Linked DNA regions of Homo sapiens: all the other regions are linked to region 2. A link is a contact called in ENCODE Hi-C or POLR2A ChIA-PET data. All regions are on one chromosome and are shown on one strand. Each heading gives the region's core, a stretch centred on a gene start or an enhancer-like site at or near the end of the contact. The rest is flanking DNA. Distances are from core to core; before and after follow the strand shown.

The links. Hi-C counts contacts between places; a loop is a spot of excess contacts on that map. ChIA-PET counts read pairs that join two places held with the same protein, here RNA polymerase II (POLR2A). Pooled maps may share reads with other maps.
Region 1: a pooled map shows a loop between it and region 2 (5-fold over the local background). The contact joins the promoter of FOXN3-AS3 here to the enhancer-like site in region 2. A Hi-C loop is called at or near these places in 1 of 168 maps with a recorded cell type or tissue (natural killer cell), 2 of 37 single-sample maps with no recorded cell type and 7 of 50 pooled maps. POLR2A ChIA-PET finds 5 or more read pairs at or near these places in 3 of 52 experiments (GM12878, T-cell and naive thymus-derived CD8-positive, alpha-beta T cell).
Region 3: a pooled map shows a loop between it and region 2 (4-fold over the local background). The contact joins two enhancer-like sites. A Hi-C loop is called at or near these places in 7 of 50 pooled maps. POLR2A ChIA-PET finds 5 or more read pairs at or near these places in 2 of 52 experiments (OCI-LY7 and naive thymus-derived CD4-positive, alpha-beta T cell).

Annotation. Positions count from the first base shown.
Region 1 is chr14:89,348,487-89,351,565 of GRCh38, forward strand. FOXN3-AS3 (FOXN3 antisense RNA 3) reads left to right here and starts at 1,801. Exons shown (of 2, transcript NR_188029.1): 1 at 1,801-2,007. It overlaps FOXN3 (forkhead box N3), which reads right to left. Exons shown (of 6, transcript NM_005197.4): 3 at 2,186-2,322. RefSeq lists a silencer at 2,930-2,979.
Region 2 is chr14:89,766,230-89,769,347 of GRCh38, forward strand. No RefSeq gene overlaps it. Among named protein-coding and RNA genes, the nearest start is that of EFCAB11, 190 kb to the right of the region's middle. RefSeq lists enhancers at 954-1,223, 2,013-2,062. Within about 2 kb of position 1,687, at least 3 of the 41 ENCODE cell types and tissues checked have a DNase peak (open chromatin) inside an H3K27ac peak, as active enhancers do; they include GM12878, where a contact is called at or near this core.
Region 3 is chr14:89,275,107-89,278,166 of GRCh38, forward strand. The region is part of intron 4 of FOXN3 (forkhead box N3); the gene reads right to left. Among named protein-coding and RNA genes, the nearest start is that of FOXN3-AS3, 74 kb to the right of the region's middle. RefSeq lists an enhancer at 1,546-1,645. Within about 2 kb of position 1,490, at least 6 of the 41 ENCODE cell types and tissues checked have a DNase peak (open chromatin) inside an H3K27ac peak, as active enhancers do.

The DNA.
Region 1 (3,079 bases), core at 551-3,050, 420 kb before region 2:
TCAGCTTTCAGATGAAGGGATGACAGTCCCCAGGAAAGAGAAAGTGACTTGTTCTCATGGACTTAAGGCATGGAAGAGGCAGACTAGAATCTCATCTGTCATCTCCCTCCACCGCCAGTGACCTCTGTGGAGGTGAAATCTAAGCACCGCATGGGCAGAAGCAGAAACTGGTTTTTTTTCCCCCCTCAGTCAACTGGGGATAAAGGCTGGAGGTGACGGAGTGGGGTCTGAAATATTCCTTCGGAAATGATTTTCATTACAAAAGCTCTGGTTCATCTGCATTTTTATGTCTATATTAAAAATCAAATGAAGTCATTAAGCTAAGGCCAGCTCAGAATGCCTCTCGCCTGAATATGCATTCCTGTTCCAACCCCCAGAGCTCCTCTATAATCCTTCGAATTATTAAATAATTACTGTGTTTCCCTCGGGGTCACATTTGGCAACAAAATACTGGTCTAAAGGAACCAATGACATGACCCAGTGAGTAACACTCATGTTCTTAACTTCCTAGAAGCAAAGGGAGATGAAATACTTCTGAGGTGCAGAGTGGAAAACCCAGAGAAGGGTATTCCATGCAGCTTGGAGAGTCGGGGGGTGGGGGTAGAATGACAAAGAAACATGAGAATCTGGGAAATATTTCAATAATTAGTGTCACGTCCTCCTTCACCAACCTTGTACATCGGCAATTCTCCACTCCAATCCTGGTTCTCTTCCATTTGGGGAGTGGCTATGGCCACAAGGAGAAAACCAAGCATATGGCTCTGTCCTTCTGGACATGTCTACTATGTTGGCTGGGCTGCTTTGGAAAATCCCACTTTCTCTCCTACAGCTATATGACCTCAAGTTGTCATTTCGAATAAAGTATGCTTCCACTGATTTTTATGAACACAGACAAAAGCTGCTACAACCTTCCCCCCCACACACCAAACCTTTCAAATCAACTGTAGTTGCTATGTAAGGTTATTTGTTTCTAAGGCAACAGTGTATATCTAAGTACTAATGGCCTGTCCTTTTGCCAGGCAACAAACAGCCTTGTGATGCAACTGCACCTGTCTCGGCTACGCGTTACTATGGAGACGCTCCAGTTGCTATGGGTACCATCACGCTAATCGCCTAGCAAAGGCAGACATACAGCAGTCTTCTCAGAGAGCCCAGCTGTTCCTCCCTGTCTCTTGCTGAAGACTGATTGTCTAGGGCCTGTGATGGAATGCTTCTCAACTGAGATGCAGAAGAACTTCATTAATGCTATTTCAGAAGATCACTTTGTGCTCCCTCCTGCAGAACAAACAGCAGACTAGGAAAAGAATCTGCAAAGAAGTGGACTGTAAAATTCCTGAAGTCTATGACATCATGCCATCCCTAATTAACCTCAACTTGCAGTCCAAGGATAATTCCTCTTAACTAGGTGGTTACGATAGAAACATTTCTATACATTTTTAAATATTTTTTTGTAGAACTGAGGAATGCACTTCAAATTCAAGTACTATGTATTCATAAAAATTGATCTTAAAAATTTGGTTCTGATTATTTGGCTCTCTTTTGGAATCTAACATTAAGACACTTTTTAAAAAAGTGACAGGCTACTTACCCTCCCTTCCAATGATATATTTGTAAAAATGGTACCCATGACCTTACTGTCTCAAACAAATGGGCATGTGAGGAGGATAAAATGTCTCTATTGTTTCTACTGTTCTCCTTGAAGAAGCAAAGACCAAGTAACCACAACAAAATGGTCACCTGGGAGCACCGTCTACATGGAGACTGCGAAAGACAACAGTGGGGACAACTGAGTGAGCCTCCACTGAATGTCTGCAGAGACCGGCCAGATGAGGGGATGATGGAGTTGCCTGCTTGACTCGTTCCTGTACTTTTATCCCAACAAAACATGACACACACCGAGATGTGAAAGCTGTCGACTTTTCTTTGTAAATGTTTCTACCCAGGAAGACATGATTTCACCCACCATGAAGCCTTCTGGAAGCACATTCCTCTGACGCTGCAGCAGCGGTAAGGTTTGTAGGAAATACAACAGTGGATATGCCTCCTAATAATACTTAATTTCTTTCTCATTTACCTGCAGTTATTTTTAAAATCTCGTACGGCCTATTAAATTAATTTCCGCGCAGGTCTCTGCCAAAATAATGCCATTTCAGTAGACCAAAAAAAAGAAGTCTGAATTGCTTACCTTTGATATGCCTGAGGACAGGTGGGAGGTGTATTGAACACGTGTGGGTGTGGGTGATAAGGTGTCTTTTTCAAAGCCTGAATTAGATTTTGTCTATACTCTGGGTCTATGCACCACAACGACCCTTTCCCAATACTCTGCAAAGAAAATTAAAATACAAAGGCATTAATAGAGAATTATTAAGTACTTTGCAATAAGTAGATGTATAGCTATTATCACTTCTTTATTTTTAAAAGCTTCTCATTTGTTGACTGTTTGCCAGCCTTAAATATTATACTGACAGTAGAACTCCATAAAATGCACTTCAATCTTACTTGTATTATGTTTGATAGGCAAAATGAACATATTATTACCAGGTTATGGTGATACAACAATATTACAATTTTCATACCCAAACTACCAATAAAATGAGAATCTCATTGTTTTTCAGCGTCAACATTGAAGAACACGTGCATTCTCTTCTAAAAATGAATTTAACTGTGTCAGATTTCTAAAGTTTGGGGAAAAAAAAAAGAGGGCCGAGACACCCCCAAAAGTCCATCTCTGCTCCAGAAATTTAGTTATGTTTTAAAACCATATGACATCGGGATCATTTTATAAAAACAGAAAAGTAATCCCCTTGTTTCTTTCCAGCTTACTCACAAAAGAATGACATTTACTCTTGGAATAGAATTCTGTAATTACCTTCCCTAAGCAACAAAAGAACTCAGGCAGCAATGGTAAAGCCCAACTCAGAATCCACTATTTATTTTTTGGATTCCTCAGTTCCCAGCAATCGACTCCAGCCATTAAGAGTTGAATCTTTAGAAGTCAAACTTTAAAATGCAAATTTTCTAAAACCGTTCTGTGGAGAGAGGGAGGCTTCCTGTGAGGCCCACTTCCTGTGAAGCGTTT
Region 2 (3,118 bases), core at 437-2,936:
CCCGCTCTGGAGCTGACCGACTCCCACACAGAGCAGTCAGTGAGTTAATGTCCATGGTCATGCTGTAGGACTGCTGCTTGGCACTTCTGTGCCTGCATACCAGAGAATTGTACTTCTGAATCAGTTTCCCTCCCAGCACCCCTCTTCCATGATGGCGGCCTGTCCAGCTCTTGCCAGTGCCCTCTCTATGGAGTCTAGTCTCTCTCTGTCATGCCCTCAATCTCTCCAGACACTGGCTGGGGCCCTTTTCTGATGGACCCACCACCCAGATCCCAGTATCAGGCCACCCAGCTTTCAGGGTCACTTCCTGCCTAGATCTTTGCCTCACCTCTCTCTACCTCTTCACTGAGTTGCTCAAACTACACCTGAACTTGACATGCTTATTAGCTTCTCACCAATGATGACAGTGAGCAAAGTCTTTTTTTTCCTGGAAAGGACTAATTCCAAAAAACCATAATTCTTAGGAGCTATGTATTTTTCTTTCAAAATAAGAACTTGAATCCCAAGAGAAAATGTACACCCTTGTAGTTTAGATCACAAGGGCATGACTTGTCAACTCAGAGAGTGGCCTACAGCCTTGGTTCCATCTCTTGCTAGCTGTGGGACTTAGGCATATAACTTACCATCTCCGAGCTCTGGGTTCCACAACTGGAAAACTATCCTAAGCACAGCACCTACCTTTCAGCACTATAAGGAAGATTATGGAAGATTAAATGAGGTACACTGCCCGGTGCATGGCAAGCACAAAGTAAAGTTACTTATAATAATAATTGATTTATAATAACATGAATTTTAAATATCAGTAAATTGGCACTGATTTTTTAGTTGCTAAAATGTTACTGCCTGGGCTTTTGTGAGAAGTAGTTCAGTGCAGTCAGCGTTTCAATTTTTCATTCTGAAATCTTGTCTAACTCCTTACTTCCTCCTTTCCCTGGTGGACTCAAGCAGTGGAGGTCCCAGTGTGCCTTACACCTGAGGAGGTGTGGTGTGTACATCAAAATCAAGCCTGCTTCCTTTTGGTAAATAGTTACACCACACCAGGCGAGGGCCTGCCTACTCCAGTGTGGCCGATGTATTTTTCCAAACCCATAATCAACCCAGAGATCATTGGCCCAACCACATCTGCTGCCCTTGATATTACATCTTGGAGTGGCAGTTGAGGGCCTGGCCAAGTAGAGAACTTGTCTTTTGGGGATGAAGTAGCATTCTCCCCCAACTCTCACTTTCTTTTCTACACGTGGATTTCTTTCTGAGTCTCATTTTATCTTTGTCTTTTTGGCTTTCTTTGTCTACACAATTGTTTTATTTATTTATTTGCCCCATCCCCCTACTTTTTTTGCAATGGGGTCTCTATGTTGCCCAGAAGCATCTGGAACACCTGGGCTCAAGCGATCCTCCCATCTCAGCCTCCCAAGTAGCTGGGACTACAGGCCCGAGTTACCACATGCAGCCCCACGATTGTTCCTTTTTACATATTAAATAACCTATGCTTAATTTAGAAAATGCAAAAAATGAAAAGATGGGGAAAAAAACCAAACACGTAACTCCTGCACCTTGGTGTGTACCCATCCAGAACACTACACATGCACACAATTTTTGTTTTCTCGGAAATAAAATCATATGAGCTAGACCAGTGGTTCTCAATCAGGGTGATTTTTCCCCCACAGAAGACATTCAGCAATGTCTGCAGACATTTTAGGTTGTCAAAACTGGGGCAGGTGGTGATACTGGCATCTAGTGGTTGAGGCCAGAGATACTGCTAAACATCCTAAAACGCACAGGCCAGCCCTCAACAACAACAAATTACCTAGCCCCAAATGTCAAAAGGCCCAAGGTTAGGAAACTCTGGTCTAGACCACGGTTAAGCAAACTACTGCCCTCCTGGTTGGCTACCTGTTTTTATAAATAAAGTTTTATTAGAACACGGAGATGTCCATTCATTTCTATGTCATCTATGGCTGCTTTGACTTACAACGCAAGTGAGCAGTTGTAACAGAAACTGTGTGGTCACAAGTCCTAAAATAAATATGAGCCACATATGAAATTTCAAGTTTTTCTAGTAGCCACATTTTTTTAAAGTACAAAAAAAGCAGGGGAAATTAATGTTAGTAATATGCCCCAAATATTATCATTTCAACCTTGAATCAACATAAAAATTAATGAAATATTGTTATATTCTTTTATTTCCATATTAAGTCTTCACTTACAGCACTTCTCAATTCAGACTAGTCACATTTTTTTTTTTTTTTTTGAGACGGAGTTTTGCTCTCATTGCCCAGGCTAGAGTGCAGTGGCACAATCTCAGCTTACCACAACCTCCTCCTCTCAGGTTCAAGCGATTCTCCTGCCTCAGCCTCCCGAGTAGCTGGGATTACAGGCACGTGCCACCACGCCCGGCTAATTTTGTATTTTTAGTAGAGACTGGGTTTCTCCATGTTGGTCAGGCTGGTCTCGAATTCCGACCTTAGGTGGTCCACCCACCTCAGCCTCCCAAAGTGCTGGGATTATAGGCATGAGCCACTGTGCCTGGCCCAGACTAGTCACATTTTAAGTGCTCACGTTGCTGGTGGCTATTGTATTACACAATGCAGGTCTACACTGCATTTTTCACTAAACTGCTTTTTTAAATTATTTTACTTTTAATTTTATTTTATATATATTTTTGAGACGAAGTTTCACTCTTGTCACCCAGGCTGGAGGGCAGTGGCGCGATCTCGGCTCACCACAATCTCTGCCTCCTGGGTTCAAATGATTCTCCTGCCTCAGCCGCCCTAGCAGCTGGAACTACAGGTGCATACCACCACACCCGGCTAATTTTTTTTTTATTTTTAGTAAAGACAGGGTTTCACTACGTTGGCCAGGCTGGTCTCGAACTCCTGACCTCAAGTGGTCCCCCTGCCTCGGCTTCCCAAAGTGCTGGGATTATAGGTGTGAGCCACTGTGCCCTGCCACTAAAAAAAAAAAGTGCTGCTTTTTTTACTTAATGGAAATAAAAGTCTTCTCATGTCCACCATATATTTTTATATCTCTTTTAAAGCGTTCAACTTTTTTAAAAGATTCCAATTTTCTGGATGTTTATATTGCTTCTGAGTTTCACAATTATGAACGATTCTGCCAC
Region 3 (3,060 bases), core at 240-2,739, 490 kb before region 2:
AAGAGAAGTTAAGCCAGCTGCCCAAGAAACCAACACAGGGTTCACTTCCAGGTTGTCCAAACCTATAATATATCGTATTGTCTCCCTAAGATCCAAAGGACCTTGGAAAATCATCTTGTTTGGGGATGGGTATCTTCAGCCAGCCTTCCACCCACTCTGTCCTCTCCTTGCACCCGCAGCAGACACAGCTGGCTGAAGGTAACACTCTTTCTCCACTGAGCCAGAACTAAGCATCAAAATCCATTCTGACCTATTTTGGGGGAAGTTGCTAGAGTGGAACAGAGCTGGTACTAGATAGGGAATCTTTGCCATCGCTGAGGTCTGCTCCTTAAATTGCAAATGAAGCGCTAGGTATGCCACGTGGCTTGTCCAAGGTCACAAAGTTTACCAAGTGAAGGGTTGAGACCAGAACCCAGGTCCCTTGACTCATAATCCAGTGTTCCTTCCACTATAACTTCCTCTTGAGCCTTTCATGGCATGAAAGACAACCAAGGTGAGGTATCTCATACATTTCAGCAGTAAAAGTTCGTAGCAGAGTTATGGGAGGGGTAAGAGTTGTGGAGAAGGGGTGATAAACGCTGTTACTCCCAAGTAAGTTTGGATATGAAGCCAACCTAGAACATGGGAAACTGGTATTCCTCAAAGCAAGTCATCTAACCATCATGTCAACTTCATGCACATTCTACGGACTGCGTGTACATTGGTGCACATGGAGGAACAGCATGCATCTCACAGCAGAAGACCTGGTTTCCTTTTTCCCTATTTTAGCTGTGGGGGTGGGTAGGTGGGAGTCTAAGGCAACACAATCCTCCTCTGTGAGCTGAAAATGCCTTTAAGTCCTTCCATTACATTAGCTCGTCCAGTGTGAGTTGTCAGAAGTAAACGGATGGCCAGGCACAGTGGCTTAAGCATGTAATCCCAGCACTTTGGGAGGCCAAGGCAGATGGATCACATGAGATCAAAAGTTCGAGACCAGCCTGGCCAACACAGCAAATCCCCATCTCTACTAAAAATACGTAAAAATTAGCTGAGTGGGGTAGTGGATGCCTGTAATCCCAGCTACTTGGAAGGCTGAGGCAGAAGAATCACTTGAACCCGGGAGGCAGAGGTTGCAGTGAGCCAAGATCACACCACTTGCACACCAGCCTGGGCGACAAGAGCAAGACTCCGTCTCAACAACAGCAACAATAACAACAACCAACAGAAGTGAATGGAAATAAAATATGTTAGATAATTTATTTTAATTCTACCACCGCATCCTAGGGACACAGAGTTGATAATAATTAGAGGCCCAATACTATAGTGACGGAGAAAAGGAAGAGGGAAGAATGACCAGAAGGGTATAAGGGTGTCAAGTGAGTCACTGGAAAGGTTTGTAAAACCAGTGGTTTCATCTGTGCTGAGAGTGGCTGGGCTTCTTAGAGTGGGTGGGCCAAGCAGCCTTTTCCAAGAAGGGCTAGGACTCGTGGTCTGACCACAGAACGGGCTGTGAGTGGTTGAGAGGGTGGGACCTGGTTGAGAGGGTGGGACCTGGACTTCCCCTGGGGATCTCCAGCCTAACCCAGGACTGGACACACAGAGATGTACCATCAAGAAATGCTTGCAGGTGGGGTGGGGAGGGTAGGCCCAGGGAATGCCTGCTTGGAGGAAGAGCTAGAAATAAAAGCAGGCCAAAATGGTCAGGCAGTAGCTCCTCTCTGAACAAAACTCCGTGGGGAGCTCTGAGGCCAACAGGGCCTACCAAGACCAAGAGGGCAGAAGTAGGATATAAAATCAGCATGGCTTGTGGCAACTTTCAGCAGAAGGCATGAAGCTACCAAGAGCAGAGGTGCCTATGTCATTTTGGGATGAAACCATCAGAGACCAGATGAAGGGTCAGATTAGGGGTGAGGAATGTCTTTAATTATGAATCACTGACTCATTACAACAAATCATCCAAGGGTGATGTTTTAATAAAGTAACCTAATTTTAAGTTTGATGGGTGAATGGAATATGGGGGAGGGGGACAGGGAGTTTGGAAATGGGAAAATATAAAAAAGACTTTATTCTTTTCATTAACAAAATAAGAGAGATTAGTAAATGAATTAAACGAATAAAATAAAGAACACGTTTCAAACACATAGAGACCGTAACACAGAGACACACAGACACAAGAAGAAGGCACGGTGGGGACACCTGTCAGCTGGCCACGCCTGCAGGGCTCTGAATAAGCCACTCTTCTGTTCAGCCTGCCCTGGGTCCCCTCTGAAAAATGAGCTTGTCCCCTTCTAATGCTCTGCTTGGTTTCCATTGTACAAGAATTGAAGTGCTCTCTAGCCTGCTGAAACTGTCTGTAGCAGCCTAAATGGCATTTAAAATAAAGACTGTGAACTGATGAAATGACCAATTATGTTAAGTACCCATGCCTGGTGTAATCCAAACCAAATCTTACCCCATTATCCTCGAAACCGAGAGGTGATTCAGCAGCCCCTCTTGCCAGTGATTCTGAACCAAAATACAGGCACCCGACGTCCAGGGAGGACCTCGAGAACAACCAGTTAATTCTTACAATTGGTTTTGTGCTGGGAAAAATAAAGGTACTAAGTTTCCACTCTAAACCAAACAACGATTTGACAATGAAAACTGGTGCCCCGCTCTAACTATTAGGTCATTTTGATTTCAACTTTGCTTCAGGTTTTAACTTCCATTATTTCCTCTTCAGACATTGCATTATTCTTCCCGTCGCTATACAAAGGTGTCTATGAAGTGCTCAGGTTCCGCGCTGTTGCTATGGTCTCTGTGAAGCTAAGTTCTCTGGTTATTTCTCTTTCTTGCAATGACATTTTTTTTCTATTTCCACACACCTAAATCTATCTGCTTTTTTAAGGCCTTAAGTGTCAGTTCTCCCAAGAAATGACAGCCCCTCTGCTCCCACCCTTCTGACAAAAATAGGTCTCCCTCCTCTACACGACAGGGCACCCCCACTGTATTAGTCCATTTTCACGCTGCTGATAAAGACATACTGGAGACTGGGTAATTTATAAAGAAAAAGAGGTTTAATGGACTCACAGTTCCACGTGG